Linked DNA regions of Homo sapiens: region 1 is linked to region 2. The links are chromatin contacts, found by Hi-C or POLR2A ChIA-PET in ENCODE. All regions are on one chromosome and are shown on one strand. The core of a region is the stretch at or near the end of the contact, and the rest is flanking DNA. Distances in the headings are between cores, read along the strand shown.

Evidence for each region. A loop is a pair of places that touch in the nucleus more often than their neighbours do. ChIA-PET counts read pairs that join two places held with the same protein, here RNA polymerase II (POLR2A). Pooled maps may share reads with other maps.
Region 1: a map of CD4-positive, alpha-beta T cell shows a loop between it and region 2 (4-fold over the local background). The contact joins the promoter of EIF4ENIF1 here to the promoter of TUG1 in region 2. A Hi-C loop is called at or near these places in 6 of 168 maps with a recorded cell type or tissue (CD4-positive, alpha-beta T cell, CD8-positive, alpha-beta T cell, naive thymus-derived CD4-positive, alpha-beta T cell and 2 more), 5 of 37 single-sample maps with no recorded cell type and 15 of 50 pooled maps. POLR2A ChIA-PET finds 5 or more read pairs at or near these places in 2 of 52 experiments (CD4-positive, alpha-beta T cell and activated CD4-positive, alpha-beta T cell).

Annotation. Positions count from the first base shown.
Region 1 is chr22:31,488,106-31,493,117 of GRCh38, forward strand. It overlaps EIF4ENIF1 (eukaryotic translation initiation factor 4E nuclear import factor 1), which reads right to left and starts at 1,737. Exons shown (of 19, transcript NM_019843.4): 1 at 1,589-1,737; 2 at 518-640. The coding sequence starts at 613. RefSeq lists enhancers at 1,046-1,669, 1,670-2,292, 2,692-2,751 and silencers at 1,122-1,411, 1,492-2,141.
Region 2 is chr22:30,967,968-30,972,653 of GRCh38, forward strand. TUG1 (taurine up-regulated 1) reads left to right here and starts at 1,298. Exons shown (of 3, transcript NM_001396518.1): 1 at 1,298-3,812. The coding sequence starts at 1,390. The coding sequence ends at 1,851. MORC2 (MORC family CW-type zinc finger 2) reads right to left here and starts at 807. Exons shown (of 26, transcript NM_001303256.3): 1 at 1-807. RefSeq lists an enhancer at 1,209-1,538 and a silencer at 1,569-1,818.

The DNA of each region.
Region 1 (5,012 bases), core at 487-2,986, 520 kb after region 2:
TAGGGGAAATATGACTGAAGCCTTACTTTTTTGAGTCCATATCCAATTTGTAATAGAAAATAAAAAAACAGGATTGAAAAGCCAGTTACCCATGAAAAGCACACTCAAGAGCATTCCTATGGGGAGTCTGCCTCTTAAGGAAACATCAATACAGAGGACACTAACTTTGTAACGCATCCTAGGGCTTTAATCCTCACAGTACAGTATGTAAATCAATAAACGTACCAATTACATAGCTGTTACAGAACTTACAAAGTATACTGATCCGCAATTTTAAAAAAATCTAAGCCTACATTCCCTTCACCTAAAAGCCTCTCAAAGCAAATTCCAGCTTAAACGCTGGGTATCTACACTTGCAGAAAAATGTTCAAAGTAATGCACTACTAAATTTAGTTAATATTTAGTCCATGTAGTGAGTCAGAATGAGATTACCACTTAATAGGAATGAAATAGTTATACAATGTTACTAACTTCGCCACCTAAAAAGAAACACTATTTCATTAGTGGCAAACCTTACTTTTGTATAGCGATGGGGGCATTTGGAGGCAGGAGGCTTCTTCAGGTCAAGGAAAGCATCTCCACTTTCTGTTTCACCCATACTTCTCCTATCCATGGCTCCTTGGTCTACAATGCTCTGCACCTGGAAGATAAATCGGCACAAAATTGTCACCGAGAACAGTAAGTTTTCAGAAATCTTGGCTGTTTCTTCAGAAGCTGAAACTTTTTAATCTCTCAAAACAGCTAGTGTTAAAAACAAGTCCCCACCCCAAAATTATGCTATAAATTAGAACTTGGAGATAGAATCATTGGTACTCAGTTCTCTTTCCTAGTATCCTAAGCATCAACATGGTAAAAAGTAGAAGGTGCCCAATTCAAGGTATATAACCTTTAAGCAGCTTTAACACAAGAGAAACCAAGATTAGTAGCTGCCACCCATGGGGATCTTTCAAGACTGGTGGGGAAGTTTCCCGGAGTGGGGGCAGGTAGAAGACTGGTTAGGCTGGGAACCCGCGAAGTCTGTTGGAAAGTGCCTGTCACTTGCCAATGGACGGCGCCAGCTGCCCCTTGTTATCCGGCGATCAGGGACTGGGGACGGGGCCCGAGCGCCCCTCGCCAGGCCAGCCGCACCTGTGGCCATGTCAGGGGCGCCGATGGCAAGGAAAGGGCGAGCACCGGCTTCAGCTCCGAAACTTGGCTTCCCCGGGCCGCGACCCCAACCCGCAGCCCCTCACGCAGGCCCGGGCCCAGCGGCCTCCTTCGGAGGAAGGGCGGAGACCGTACTCACTGAGGGGCGGCCGGCCGCAGGGAGGAGGGAGGCCGAATCTCCCGGCCCGGGCGCTTCAAGCTGGAGCTAGCGCAGGCCCGCAGCCGTCCTCCCCGGCCCGGCGGCTCGGTCCCCGCCAGCCAGCCCGCCGGCTACCCGCCGGCCGCCTTGCGGGCCTCGCGCCCCTGCCCACCCCCTGCGGGCGCCCCGGCGCCCGCGCTCACGCACGCGACCCCGGGAGCAATGCGCCCGCGCCCCTTCTACACCCGGGAGCACCGGGCGCGCGGTGCCCCGGACCCAGCCGCCACCGCCGCCGACCCTTACTCGGTGCCTCCGCCGCTCGGCGGCCCTTTGCCTCGGCCGCCGCTCCCCTCCCCGCTGCCCGCACCGGTCCCAGCGCCGCTCCCCGCAGCCTTCGCTCTCGCGCCCCCACCCCGACCGGCTTGGGCTGTCTCTCTTCAGCCGCCGTAACTGCAGCCCGGCCCTCCGCCCCTCCTCTTCGGCCCCCTCCCCCTTAATAACTCCCTCCACGCACCCTGGCCCCGGCGCCGCCTTCCCCGCCGCGCGCCCGGATGTGAGGTGGCTGCAGCGGTGCCGGGCGAAAAAGAAGCATCGCCGCGCGCTTCCCGGACGCCAGCCCCTGCGCGGGCCGGGGGGTGGGAAGGTGGTGGCGGCGAGGAGGAGGCCACGGTGGGGATAGCGGAAACCCGCTCCCGTGCGCGCAGGCGGTCGCCGTGGGCAGCCCAGAGGCCACCGCCGCCGCGTTCCCACGCGCGCTGCAGGGCAGAGCGGACGGCACTTGGGACCCGCGACTCGCGGCACGCCACTCTCCCGGAGGCGGTGGCTAGATGGGGCTGGGCTGGCGGCTAGCACGGCCTGTGGCGCGACGACCGCTGTATTTGCATGGTTCGCATAGGCAGAGAACCGTGGGGCTTCGGCAGTGGGAATTTGAGATAGGAGATTGGGGTCTTCCGAGCCTTCCCAGTGCGGGTTCGAACCTCAGCTGTTTTGCGAGTGGCGTGATCTTAGGCAAAGCTGACTTAACCTAAGTTTCGGTCGTGTTTCTAAAATGGCCTCTGTAAATCTATGAGGCTTATGCGCGAGTACTGGTTGCTGCATTAAAAGACAAACTTGTCACGATTGGCTTTGATAGCGATAAAGGCGACTAACAAATTCATTGAAATGTTGTTTCCCTCCGGTAACCTGAATCTGTCCTTAGCCTGCACAGAAAGGGGAAGTGCGAGTGGAGTTGGGGAAATGAGACGGCGAATGTCAAGTGCTTACCACGTAGTGCAGACTCAGGCTGACAGGGGGCCACAGAAATGCAAATATGTGAGCAGTGTGGGTAACTGCATCCTGGGGAGGAAGTCCTATGTGCTGGAATACCACAAGCACCCATTTCTGCCCTGTGGTACTGCGCAGCGTTGGTGTGAAGCGATACATAGGCGTGAAGTCCCGAGAACGCAATTTTCCTGGTTAAAGGACAGCAACGTCTACATTTCTTCCAAGAGGCCTACTTTGTTGGAACTTCACTTCACTTGTGAAATTAGGGTGTTGGGCAGTGAGTGACCACTAACTCAGCTCCCTTCTTGTGAATCTTGGCAACAGAAAACTTTTCGTTTGTATTACTGAATAAAGTGTGTTTCTTACAAACTGTTTTTTTACAGGCAAGAGGCAGAGGGAAACACTTGCACATCAGGCCTGAGTTTGCATTCTCATCTCTGCCACCTCCTACAAGCTATGGAGAGTTAGTCTATTGATTCTTAGTTTTACCTGTGAAATTGCGAAGATGATATAACCTGCTCATGGGGCAGTTAAGATTAAACAGGATAAGGTGGGTAAAAAACCATATATAACCCATAAAGCTGCTGAGCCTTTTTAAGCCTATACAGAGACACGTTGCAGGTGATAATACAGATGTTATTATTTTAACAATCAAGCTGTTTTTGGAATCCAAATTCTTCCTAAAGCTGTGGGAAACAGGTCTAATCCCCTTTAGTGTCTTGGAGACTCCCTGGAGTAGTGGAGAAGGCCCGTTCTTTGAAGCTGCTAAATCCTGACCCTGCCAATTAGTGTGAAACCTGAGCCAGGCATTTCACCACCTGGATCTCCCTTTCCTCATTTTTCCGAAAGGGATCGCAGTATACCTACTTTTTAGGCTTGCAGAGGGAATTAAAGATAACATTAAAAACACTGCTCTGGTTATTTTATTTTGGGGGTGATGAAGTCTTGCTCTGTCATCCAGGCTGGAAAGCAATGGCACAATCATAGCTCACTGCTCCAGCCTCAGCCTCCCAAATAGCTGGGACTACAGGCTCCTGCCACTACAGCAGGCTAATTTTTAACGATTTTTTGCAGAGACGGGATCTTGCTATGTTGCTCAGGCTGGTCTCAAATTCCTGGCCTCAAGTGATCCTCCTGCCTCAGCCTCCAAAAGCACTGGGATTACAGGCATGAGCCACCACACCTGAGCTTTCTTGAAAAAGAAAATACTAGAAACCCGGAAATTATGGATTTCTGGTTACCTACTGTTACGTAACAAACCACCCCAGAATTCCAATTATATTTTGCTCTCAAATCTGCAAAATGGGCTGGTTCCTGCTGGGACGGCTGGTTTCTGATCCATTCAGCACCAGTGGGGGCAGCCCAAAGGCTGGGGCTGAGGGTCCCGTAAAAGCGTACATGTCTGGTGGTTGATGGTGGCTGTCAGCTAGGACCTGGGACCATTAGAGCTGTCCCTGGAACACTTACACATGGCCTCTCCCTGTGTCTGAGCTTCCTTGAAATATCAGGGCTGGATTCTAAGGGCAAGTGTTCAGAGAGCGAACAAGAAAGCCATATAGTTGCTGTATTGCCTTTCCTAACCTAGCCCTGGAATCAGTTCTACCACGTGCCACATTCTGTTCCTTAGAAAGGAGTCAGCACGGCTACCCTATATTCAAAGCAAAGGAACTTAGACTCCACCTCTATGTGGGAGGAATGTCAAGGAATGTGTAGGCATGTTTTAAACCACCACAAGCCATACATGATATCAGTGCCCAGGGCATTGTAGCTATCATGATTTGATAGCTGGAACTAATTTCCTGAGCCCTCTGGTCTATCCTACTTAGGACCTACTTTTCCACTAGGCTCCTTTAATGTCTTGTAGAACTTTGGCCTCAACTCATTTCTTACCTCTCAAAGTCTCACTCTGTCCTTATAGAAGAAGATGGTTATTACCTAGGAAAAAAGGTAATAATCTAAGGGAGGCTTCCCTAAACTTCTTTCACCTGTGCCTGGCAAAAGCTAGATGCTTACAAATTGCAAATTCTTGTTTCATTGTAGTTTTTGAGTGTTACTCTCCTTGGCAGGATAATTTTTATTTTTATTTTTTATTTTTTGAGAAGGAGTCTCGCTGTATCGCCCAGGCTGGAGTGCAATGGTGTGATCTTGGTTCACTGCAACCTCTGCCTCCCAGGTTCAAGTGATTCTCCTGCCTCAGCCTCCTGAGTAGCTGGGATTACAGGCGCATGCCACCACGCCCAGCTAATTTTTGTATTTTTAGTAGAGACAGGATTTCACCATGTTGGTCAGGCTGGTCTCAAACTCCTGACCTCATGATCCGCCCACCTCGGCCTCCCAAAGTGCTGGGATTACAGGCATGAGCTACCACGCCCGGCCTGATAATTTGTAATTTTTTTTTGAGACGGAGTCTCGCTCTGTCGTCCAGGCTGGAGTGCAGTAGCGTAATCTCGGCTCACTGCAAGCT
Region 2 (4,686 bases), core at 48-2,547:
TGTCCAGTAAAGCTTCAGTAAGTCTGTGCTCCTTAATGACAGTTAAAGTAACCTAGTAGCTATCCAAAATATATGCAGAGATGTTTAAAACTACAATTTCTTCAAGTGTTTTTTTTTAATCTTCTCAATGATTTATGATGTAATATTTTGGAAGGAACTATGTCATAAATCTGTAGCTTTAAGGAGCTTTTAGCATTAAGTTGCGATAGCTCAATTCAGACAATCTGAGTCTCGTGTGGATGGTCCTGAAGGAGATGGTCCTTGAGTGGGTGGTTTATGACTGCTCCATCTTCATGTTCTTCCAGCCTTTTTTGGTTCCCCGAAATTTCCTGTCAGGAAATTTACCAACGCGGAAATTTACCCACTTCTGTCAGAAAACTGATCAGCCATGTCTTCGCCACACGTGATGCCAGGATTCTTAAACAGGCCCAAGACCGGAGACCAAGATGTCGACGGAGTGTTATATGGCGCAAGTTGCAGCTTCACCACCTCCCAAGTGAAAAAGCTCCTAGGCACTCACGATTTCTTTTTTCAAAGCCGGACCAAACCCAGTTCAGGGTGGTGGTCAGATTACCTCACACTTGGCCCACATAAACACCTCACAAATGACCCGCCCACAGCACCTCGGGCAGGCCGCGCCCCGCCCCCACGTCCCTCAGACAACAGCCTCAGCCTCCCAGGCCCTTCCCGGGCCTCGGTCCCGTGGCCGCCTCCCCACGAAGAGGAGCTACTCCCGGCTTCCAAGGACCGGATCGAGGGCAGTGGCGAGCGCACCACCTGACCGGGCACTACCCGGATCTCACAACTGCCTTTGTCCCTCCCCGCGGAATTGGAACCCAACAGCCGCAGAGCGCTCTTGGAACCATGTGCTGCTGCCGCCTCCGCCGCCGCCGCCGCTGCCTCCGCCGCCGCCCGCGCGCCGCCCGCGCGCCGCGCTAGTTGAGATGGTGACAGGATTCAGCAACACGAAATTCGGCGTTTAGAGCTGCTCTGCCGCCGCCGTCACAGACACCACAGCCACCGCTTTGTCTCCGATAGTGCACACAGCCCCGGCCACCTCGCACACTCCCCGACGCCCCAAGCCCCCGAGGCCTCCGCGGAGCATTCAGCCAATCACAAAGCTGCAGCTCCTCCCGCCCCCGCCCTGATGTACAGCCTCCTGATTGGCGGGCTGCGTGTCCCCATGTGACCGGATCTTGGTTGGCCGGTCCCGCCCCTGTCACGTGACAGCGTGCGCCTCTCTTCCTGCTTTCCTGACCCTCTCCGCCATTTAAAGAAACAGTACCGGGGGCGGGCCGAGCGACGCAGCCGGGACGGTAGCTGCGGTGCGGACCGGAGGAGCCATCTTGTCTCGTCGCCGGGGAGTCAGGCCCCTAAATCGAAGAAGCCCTGGCGCGCCCTCCCCCCCTCCCGGGTCTGGTAGGGCGAAGGAACGGGCGTGCGGTCGATCGAGCGATCGGTTGGCGGCTCTTTCTCCTGCTCTGGCATCCAGCTCTTGGGGCGCAGGCCCGGCCGCCGCGGCGCGCGCCCGGTGGCCGTTGGCGCTCGCGCCGCGTCTTTCTTCTCGTACGCAGAACTCGGGCGGCGGCCTATGCGTTTGCGATTCGACGAGGAGTCGTCCGGGTGGTCGGCGGCGGCGGGCAGCTGCTCCGCCCCGCTCCGGGGGAGGCGGCGGCGGCAGCGGCCGCGGGATTTGGAGCGGCCGGGGAGGCGGGGGTGGCCGGGGCCGGCTTGGAGGCCTGGCGCCACCCTTCGGGGCCTGCAAGGACCCAGTTGGGGGGGCAGGAGGGGGCCGGAGGATGGTTGGTTGTGGGATTTCTACTTTGCCTTTTCCTCCTTATGCCGCCTTAGTGAGGGGCGGGAGCTCTGGCGGCAGCCCCGGGGTGGGGAGACGAGCTCCGGAGTCGGAAGAGCTGGGTTTTCTTCCGGGCCTAGCCACCAGTTGGCGGAGTGACCTTAGGCGAGTCACTCTGTAATTTGTCTGCGCCTCAGTTTCCTCCTCTGCCTATCAATGTGTGTGGGGTTGAAATCGCTTTGTAAACTATAAAGCGTGGGTGTACGTAAAGGATGGTTATTGTTTATAATTTTTTTTGAGTTGTAAGAAAACTTAGCAGTTCCCCAATCCTTGGGTTTTGAACCTGGGAACCTTGGATTGGAGTTGGGGATCCCCAAACTTCCTGAAATTGTGGGAATGTGCGGTTTGGGGGAATGATGGGAATTTGTGGGAATGTGCGTTTTAGGGGAATGATGATCCATCGCTAGCAAGTTTTCCAAGGGGGCTGTGACCCAGAAGAGTTAAGAATCACAATTTCTTCATGCTACAGAGAGGAAACTGAGGCCTAGATGTCATTTGGGACCCTTCACAACCATTTTGAAGCCCTGTTTGAGTCCCTGGGATATGTGAGCTGTTTCTATGCATAATGGATATTCGGGGTTAACAACAGTCCCCTGCTTGGCTTCTATTCTGAATCCTTTTCTTTCACCATGGGGTGCCTGAAGGGTGGCTGATGCATATGGTACAATGGCACCCAGTGTAAAGCAGCTACAATTAGGAGTGGATGTGTTCTGTAGCATCCTATTTAAATAAGCCTATTTTATCCTTTGGCCCGTCAACTCTGTTATCTGCTGCTTGTACTGGTGCCTGTACTTTTCTGACTCTCATTGACCATATTCCACGACCATGGTTGTCATCCATTACTTGATCCTACTTTACATGTCTAGGCTGTGTGGTTGGTGGTGAATAGGCTTCTTTTTACATGGTGCTGCCAGCCCAGCTAATTAATGGTGCACGTGGACTTTTAGCAAGCGGGCTCACTGGAAGAGACTGAACCTGGCATGGAATTCCTGAAGATGTTTGGGGTTTTTTTCTTTCTTAATCGAAAGTTAACATTGTCTGAAAAGTTTTGTTAGAACTACTGCGGAACCTCAAAATCAGTAGATTTGGAAGTGATTCAAAGCTAAACTTTTTCCTTGGCCCTCCTTGTGTTCTAATTGCTTGCAAGTGTAATACTAGGATGTCCAAGATGCCAGTTTTTGCTTCTTTGTTAGTTGTCAGCTGCTTTTATCAAATTTCAGGCCATTATCCAACAAACACTATAAAAATGTTTGAACAATTGGATTTCAAACATTTTCGTTTTGTGGAGTGGTGCTCACCAAGTGGTACAGCCCTAAGCAAGTGAACACAAACACATTTAAGTGTATTTTGTCTGATTAGATGTTAGCCAGTTATGCTATTTCATTCAAATGTCTGAAAAAATCAATTGACTATTCCCTTTTCCTAAAGGGCAGAGACAGATAATCTCACTTCCAGAGAAATGACTTGGAGAAAAAAAAGTGTTGGTCTTTTTGCTCTTTTGTAATTAAATCCGGATGTACCTCAAAAGACTTAAGACTGTGGTGATAAGATGCTTTCCTCAGCAGAAAGGAGGGAAAAAAAACAACTGGAACTCAAAGCTTGAAATTCTGTGGCAAAACATGAGATGTCCAGGATTGGAGGTTGAAAAGATTTCACTACAGTGTTCTGCAATAGTTGGAGCAGATAACTTTCAGTGTAGCCACAGCCATGGACTCCAGATTTCCAGATTTTCAAGACCTGGACCTGGAACCCGAAAGAGCTTGTCACGATGCGGCAGGAACACTGGAGGTAGATTTTTTTTTATTTTTGAATTTTGGGACTGTTGACCTTGCTGTGAGAAAAGAGACAACGACTGAGCAAGCACTACCACCAGCACTGTTACTGGGAATTAGAAGACCTGAGTTTCTGTCCAGACCCTCAGTGCAAACTGAGGATGCTCCATCCAAAGTGAATTATGGTACTTGCCATTTTCCAAAATGCCTTATCCTTTACCATCTCTGCACTTTTGTTCATACTCTCATTCTACTTTGGAACTGCTGCTCTGTGGCTTTTCATCTGTCAAAACTGCCATTTTCTCAGTATCCAACTCTTATGCCCTCTTTTCCATGAGTCTCCTAACTAGCCAGAATAGAGCTTTAAAGTTTTATGACATTTCGTTATGTATCCTCTATCTGTATACAAAATCCTGTAAAATAGTTACTTGCCTGCATTTACTGTCTTTGCAGATAGCAGACTCCTTGAAAGCAGGGTCCTTGTTTAGTGCATCTTTGCCCACATACACCACAACATATCAAGATGCATTTATTAGGAAGGAGGAGTTTAGAGAGCAGGCTATCAGAATAACCACTCAGTAAGTGTTTTCTTAATTGCTATGTGATAACTTACATTACTCTTAATGAGGAGAAAAGTCGCTAGATATGGATCATGTTTATGTTTTAATGTTTTTTAATTCTAAATTTTGATCTAGGGAGCCCTCAGACATAAGGAGAAACCAATATGTTGAATGATGGGGTATTACATACAGAAGGACCAAGACCTTATTTTCTCCTACTTAAGATGGAATCTTGTTAAGATGAAAGGACAGCTTTTTAAAAGGAGAAGGTCATAAGACAGTTTGAGGAAGGCATTGGAAGAGGAAGAGGGGCAATGTCTCCTTTGTTTTATTGTTGGTATATAAACTTAAAATCTCAGTTCTTTTTATGGCACTTGTGGAGCCACTTCCTCTCCTCACCAAAAAATGCCCAGTACCCTGAATCCGATCAAATTACTCTCCTAAAGTATAAGGCTTAGTTTCTGTGTGCTGCTTCGCGAGACAGTTCCCACAAATCGAG